Regions from separate parts of the Homo sapiens genome. Here region 2 is linked to region 1. Evidence: read pairs that join two places in POLR2A ChIA-PET (ENCODE). Cell type or tissue: PC-9. All regions are shown on one strand. Each heading gives the region's core, and the rest is flanking DNA. Links, peaks and the distances in the headings are about the cores only.

Region 1 (2,922 bases), core at 181-2,680:
GTCCCTGTGGTGATCAGACACCAATGGAATGTGGGTGAATAATCAGGCAGGCGTCCCCACAGTGATTAAACACCAAGGGAAGACTGTCTTCCCAAGTCCATGACTGGCGCCAGAGTTTTGGGTCCACGGATAAAATGTGTCTCCTTTTCTCTACTAGAGAAGAAAAAGAACTGGAATTGGAAGGACAGGGAGATTGAAGGGTAGCAAGAGAGGAAGATTGAAGGGTAGTGAGAGAGGCTGGAGAAAAGTGAAAAGACCGCTTACCCGATTTGAAATTGGTGAGATGTTCCTTGAGCTGGTTGGTCTGAGGACCCGAGGTCGTAGGTGGGTCTCCTCACAGAGTGAGGGCAAGGACAGCGGACTGGTCCCCCAAAGGAGTCTCTCTGACCTGGGTCTTCAGCACCAAATGTCACGCATGTCTGTGTGAAAAGACCACCAAACAGGCTTTGTGTGAGCAACAAGGCTGTTTATTTCACCTGGGTGCAGGTGGGCTGAGTCCAAAAAGAGAGTGAGGGGAGATAGGGGTGGGGCTGTTTTACAGGATTTGGGTGGGTAGTGGAAAATTACAGTCAAAGGGGGTTGTTCTCTTATTGGCAGGGGCGGGGGTCACAAGGTGCTCAGTGGGGGAGCTTCTGAGCCAGGAGAAGGAATTTCACAAGGTTAATCACTCAGTTAAGGTGGGGCAGGAACAAATCACAATGGTGGAATGTCATCAGTTAAGGCAGGAACCAGCCATTTTCACTTCTTTTGTGATTCTTCACTTGCTTCAGGCCCTCTGGATGTATATGTGCAGGCTTGGGCTCAGAGGCCTGACACCCATGAGGTTGAGGCCGCAGTAAGCCATGATTGCACCACTGCATTCCAGCTTGGGTGACAGAGCTAGACCCTGTCTCAGAAAACAAACAAAAAACAAACCAAAAGAAAAAACAAAAAACCAAAGTGGCTCTCCAGCCAGCACGTAAAAATGTGTAAAGACAAAGGAAGATTATATTGACACATGGAGAGAAAAGAAACCAACCCATTCCCTTTATTAGAAGGCTGGGATCTCTAAGAAGCAGATTACAAAATAAGTCCAGCAACCAAGCACACAGGGGAGGTCCCTCCATAAATGGTGGGTGAGGAGACATGGAGGGTAAAGATCAGCCATGTGAATGGGATAAGTATTCAGATAACATTTTGGGGTTCAAGCAATTTTGGCTTCTACAAAAACATTGACTTGATCTTTGTTGCATGCTACTTGCAAATGTTGTTTTCTTTTCCAGAAAACTCTTTGGTAATGGTGTCTATTCTGCAATTCACATACTTTCTGAAATTCTAGGAAAAGGGGAATAAGTCAACAGCAGCCATATTCCAGGAATTTAATGGCAGGGGAATTGTTGAAACCAGTGCCCAGAAATAAGAGTAACATCTGTTTGTTACTCCTTTCAGGTCTGATCTTAAGACGTTCCTGTTGCATCTATCTTCCACAGTTACATCCTCAGACTTTTGACATCCCCTACTTGGCTATTCTGGGTGTCATTTTGCTAACCTCTTCAGTCATGCCAGTCTCAAGTTTATCTCTAACCTGTCCACTTGATTCTTCTGGTCCCTCCACTGATGTTCATCTGTCTCAATCCTGCATTAAGAGCTCACATCATCACCATTAGTAACACAGCAGAGTGGATAATTCCCACCTCCATATTTTTATTCATTTTTTTGAGACAGTCTTGCTCTGTTGCTCTACAGGCTGGAGTGCAGTGGTGCGATCTTGGCTCACTGCAACCTCCACTTCCTGGGTTCAAGCAATTCTCATGCCTCAGCCTCCTGAGTAGCTGGGACTACAGGTGTGCACCACCACGCCTGGCTAATTTTTTTGTATTTTTAGTAGAGATGGAGTTTCACTATGTTGGTCAGGCTGGTCTTGAACTCCTGTCCACAAGTGATCCACCCTCTTTGGCCTCCCAAAGTGCTGGGATTACAAGTCTAAACCACTGTGCCCGGCCATATTTTTATTCATTTATTCACTCATTCATTCATTCAATAAGCATTGAGTACCTCCTATAGCTCAGGAAATATGCTAGATCCTGGGGCTTGAGAGATAAATGAGACACAGATTCTGTCCTTTTTAGAGCTCATAGTCTAGTTCATGGGTGGGAATAGATGTGCTAAGAAGTAATGGGCACATAGTGTATTATATGTCCCCAATCTGCACATAGTATAATATATTCCCCAATAGAGCCATGCAAATGGCATAATATAAACAGAATAGGGGGTAAAGAACTCTGCTGGAGGAAGGCACAGAGAGGACTTCCCAGAGGAGGTAACATTTGATGTGTCGTAAAGAAGGTTTCCATTCAAAGGAAGGGATAAGGGCATTTCACACAGAAGGAATGGGAAGACAACGGTTTCAAAGGAGTATGGCATGTTCAGGAGATGGCAATCAGTTTGACAAGGCAAAGGAGGCTGTTTTGTGCTTAATCATGCATGGTTTTAAAGCTAGACTGTATGAAAGTACCCAGTGTGCATTTCGACGAGCTATTAAACTTATGTGCCTCAGTTTTCCTATATGTAAAATGTGGATAAATACAGCTTCTATCCCATAGGATCGTTTTGAAATTTTAACGTGTTAACACACCTAAACACTCAAAAACAAAGCTTTATATGTTGTAACTGCACAGAAAAATGTTTGGTGTCATTTACTTATTGCCATCATCGTTGTCATCATCATCATCCCTGCTTTGCCTCTTTTTATCCTTACATTTAACTAGTCACTAAGTTGTCTCTGTTCTACTCAATATTTCTCAAATCCATATCCTTATTACTATCCCCATTCCTATTGCCTTAATTTAAGCTCTTATCCTCTAATACTTAGTCTTGCTGCCTCCGATGATTTCTCTAGCAGTTGAATTCGTACACATTCCATCAAGCCTTGGAGGAAGGAAA
Region 2 (2,922 bases), core at 96-2,595, 82 kb after region 1:
GTCACAAAGAGCAAATATATGAATTAAGGAAGTACTGAAAAACAAACAAGTACTATGAATGTGTTTCTGTTAAAGCAATCAATTGACTTATGGTACAACTAAGTAAGAAAGCATGACATGGGGTAATACAGGCAGCCATGTAAGAAGGGAATTGTTGCCAACAGCAAGGTGCAACCTTGAAAGAACAGAGATGGAAATCATAATGAGATCACTGCAACATACAATGATGTAGCCATGAAGATGAGTTTAAAAGCAAGTGGCTACACAAATGCTGGCACTAACATGTGTCTTTTCTTATCAGACATATGTTACCAAACACTGCGTAAGTTCCAGGAATGGTGAAATCAACACTGGTCATGTGCCCAGGAGGAGGTAGGATTTTGAATGAGAAAGTGTAATAGTTATCTACTGCTTCATAACAAATTACCCCCAAATTTAGCAAATGAAAAAATAAAAATGTACATCTAAATAGTTTCTGGGGGTCAGGCACCCAGGAGCAGCTTAGCCACATGGTTCTGACTCCTGGGGCGGCAGTCAAGATGTCAGCTAGGGTTGCGGTCTTCTGAAAGTTTGACTGACGCTGAAGAATCCATTTCCAGACAACCATGTGGTTATTACAGATGGCTTCAGTTCCTCACTTTTCATTTTTGTAACCCAGTCTAGGAAGTAATACATAATCACTTCTGTTGTATGCTACTGGTCAAACAGACCAACTCTAGTATGATGTGAGAGGGGACTCACAAGGGTGTGAATATTAGGGGCTGGAATGATTGAGGCCATCTTGGAACTGGCTACCACTGGAAGTTTGTTAGTAGTTTGTTCCTTTAGAAAAAGTCATTTGGCCCAGCCAGTTAATGAATCAGCATCTGCAGATACATCTATGTCCTTGTGGGTTATACAAATAATAAATACAGAAACATGGAGCTAAAAGAGCTATAGAGATGATCTAACCCAAGTCTTCATTTTCTTTTAAGATTCATCAGAAAGGAGCAAGGAAAATAAAGCCCAAAATATATAAATGACTTGTTTAAACCACCCTCTCCCCGATCAAGAGCTGATTCAGAATTTCACTTTAGACCTATCAGCAACTTTTTACAGAATATTTGAATCTACAGTCTTTTGTTTATGGTTACCTTAATGATAAATCAGAAGAACCCAAATGTTGAGTTAAATTTAATTTTTACAGGTCAGCCAGTATTCACTCAAGTAAATGTTCTTTATTTTATTTGCTAAAAAATATATGTATTGAATGTTATCTCGTGCCAAATGCATGTTAGATAATGGGTATACTATTTACCATAAGGGAAAAAAAAATCCCTTTCCTTGTCAGTCCTGCAGCCTAGCCTACTGGAGGGAGGAGATATATTTACCAAGCACTGAAATAGGCACTTCGTGGAACACAAAAATGAGGAAAATATTATTCTTGTTCTAAAGGAGCTTAAAATCTAATACAATTAATTTTAGAATTATACATGCCAGATGCTAATTGCCATAATTTGTCTTTTCTTATGACTGGTCTTTTGGCACTGGTGAGGAGCTAAAAGGCTCTGGAGCCATGTTGGTGGCAGCTGGATTTGCTGCTGGCAGTCAGACTGGGTCCATGTTGCTTTAATGGGTGTACATTTTTAATGTTTCTGTAACATAGTCTTGTTATACATGACTTGGAATATATGCATGGAAGAGAAAAAATGATAAACAGGGTGCTTGTAGTTAAGAATCTCTAATTTCATGCTTTGTTAGGCTGCTTAAGGAATGCTAAATGATGACGATTGTCGCAATGACCAGTAGCTTATGGTAGCATCATATCTCCTTAGGAAATGGGCTTTTAAAATAGAGTTAGCATCAGGTTCAAGGTCTGTATGGCACCACAGATGATGGATTTTTTCCCAAGGACAAAGGGTGGCCAATTTTTCCTTCCAGCTCCATGGTTATTGTAGCTTTATCAGTCAAAAAATGTTTGTATCCAGGAACTAAACTATAAATTTTTAGAAGCTGATGTTTTTGAGATAAACTGCTTCTCAGCAATGTCTACTTCAGAAACATTTTGGATGGAAAAGTTCTTTCTGGATGACTTCTGTGAACCTCATCCTGTCTACTAATAAAACTCTTATGACTTTTCTCTCTGATTGCCCTATACATATTGGCTCCTAATTACCTGTGATTTGGGTTGGTGTTGTATGTACAATGTGTCCTCTACTTATTCATCTGCACCAGTTCTGACTCTCCCAGTGAGCAGCCAATTGGAGGATGAAGTGGAGCCAGAGATGAACCATCCAGTTTAATTTTTCTGCACAGTACACAGCAAAGCATTACATACAAGAGGACACATAATAAACATTCTTTGATAAAGATAAGAACTGTTGCTAGCAGAGTTTCCAAGTTCAGTATAAGTTGGACTTGTTTTTTTCTTTTCTAAGATAAGCTTGAATTTAAGCCTTTACTTTAAAAAGTTATTTAGTATTACAAAGTACCACAAAGGTAAAAAGAAGATATGATGGACACAAAGGATCTGAGTGTATTATGGTGATAAGGGAATGGGCTTTGGGATTAGAGCAGTTTTTATTCATTCATCTAACAAATACTTATTGAGAACGTACACATACTAATGAAGAAAACTAACAAAAAGTCCTACCATTTTTAAACTTGCATTCTAGTAAGTCAAATGTGTGGTATGTCAGATAGTGATAAGTGCTATGGAGAAAAATAAAGTGAGGAAGAAGTGAGGAAGAGAGGTGGGTGGGGTGCAATTTTAATAGGGTGGTTAGGGAAGGCCTCACTGAGAAGGTGACATTTGAGCAAATACATGGTGGAGATGAGAAACGGAGTGGAGTTCTGTGGATATGGGAGAAGAGTGTTTACGCAGAGGGAACAGCTGGGACAAAGGTCCTGAAACAGGACCAGCAAGCCAGCCAGCATGGCTGG

Evidence for each region. Peaks named below come from ENCODE experiments on the same cell type or tissue, not always from the same donor. Only the 100,000 strongest peaks of a DNase experiment are listed, where the experiment ranks them.
Region 2: POLR2A ChIA-PET joins it to region 1 with 5 read pairs; 2 of 35 experiments call an interaction of 5 or more read pairs at or near these places.

Annotation. Positions count from the first base shown.
Region 1 is chr12:76,289,613-76,292,534 of GRCh38, reverse strand. It overlaps LNCOG (lncRNA osteogenesis associated), which reads right to left. Exons shown (of 4, transcript NR_146531.1): 2 at 265-419. Among named protein-coding and RNA genes, the nearest start is that of LNCOG, 31 kb to the right of the region's middle. In PC-9, for the core only: no CTCF peak of the experiment used is centred there; no DNase peak of the experiment used is centred there; H3K27ac peaks cover 1,122 bases.
Region 2 is chr12:76,207,662-76,210,583 of GRCh38, reverse strand. No RefSeq gene overlaps it. Among named protein-coding and RNA genes, the nearest start is that of LNCOG, 51 kb to the left of the region's middle. In PC-9, for the core only: no CTCF peak of the experiment used is centred there; no DNase peak of the experiment used is centred there.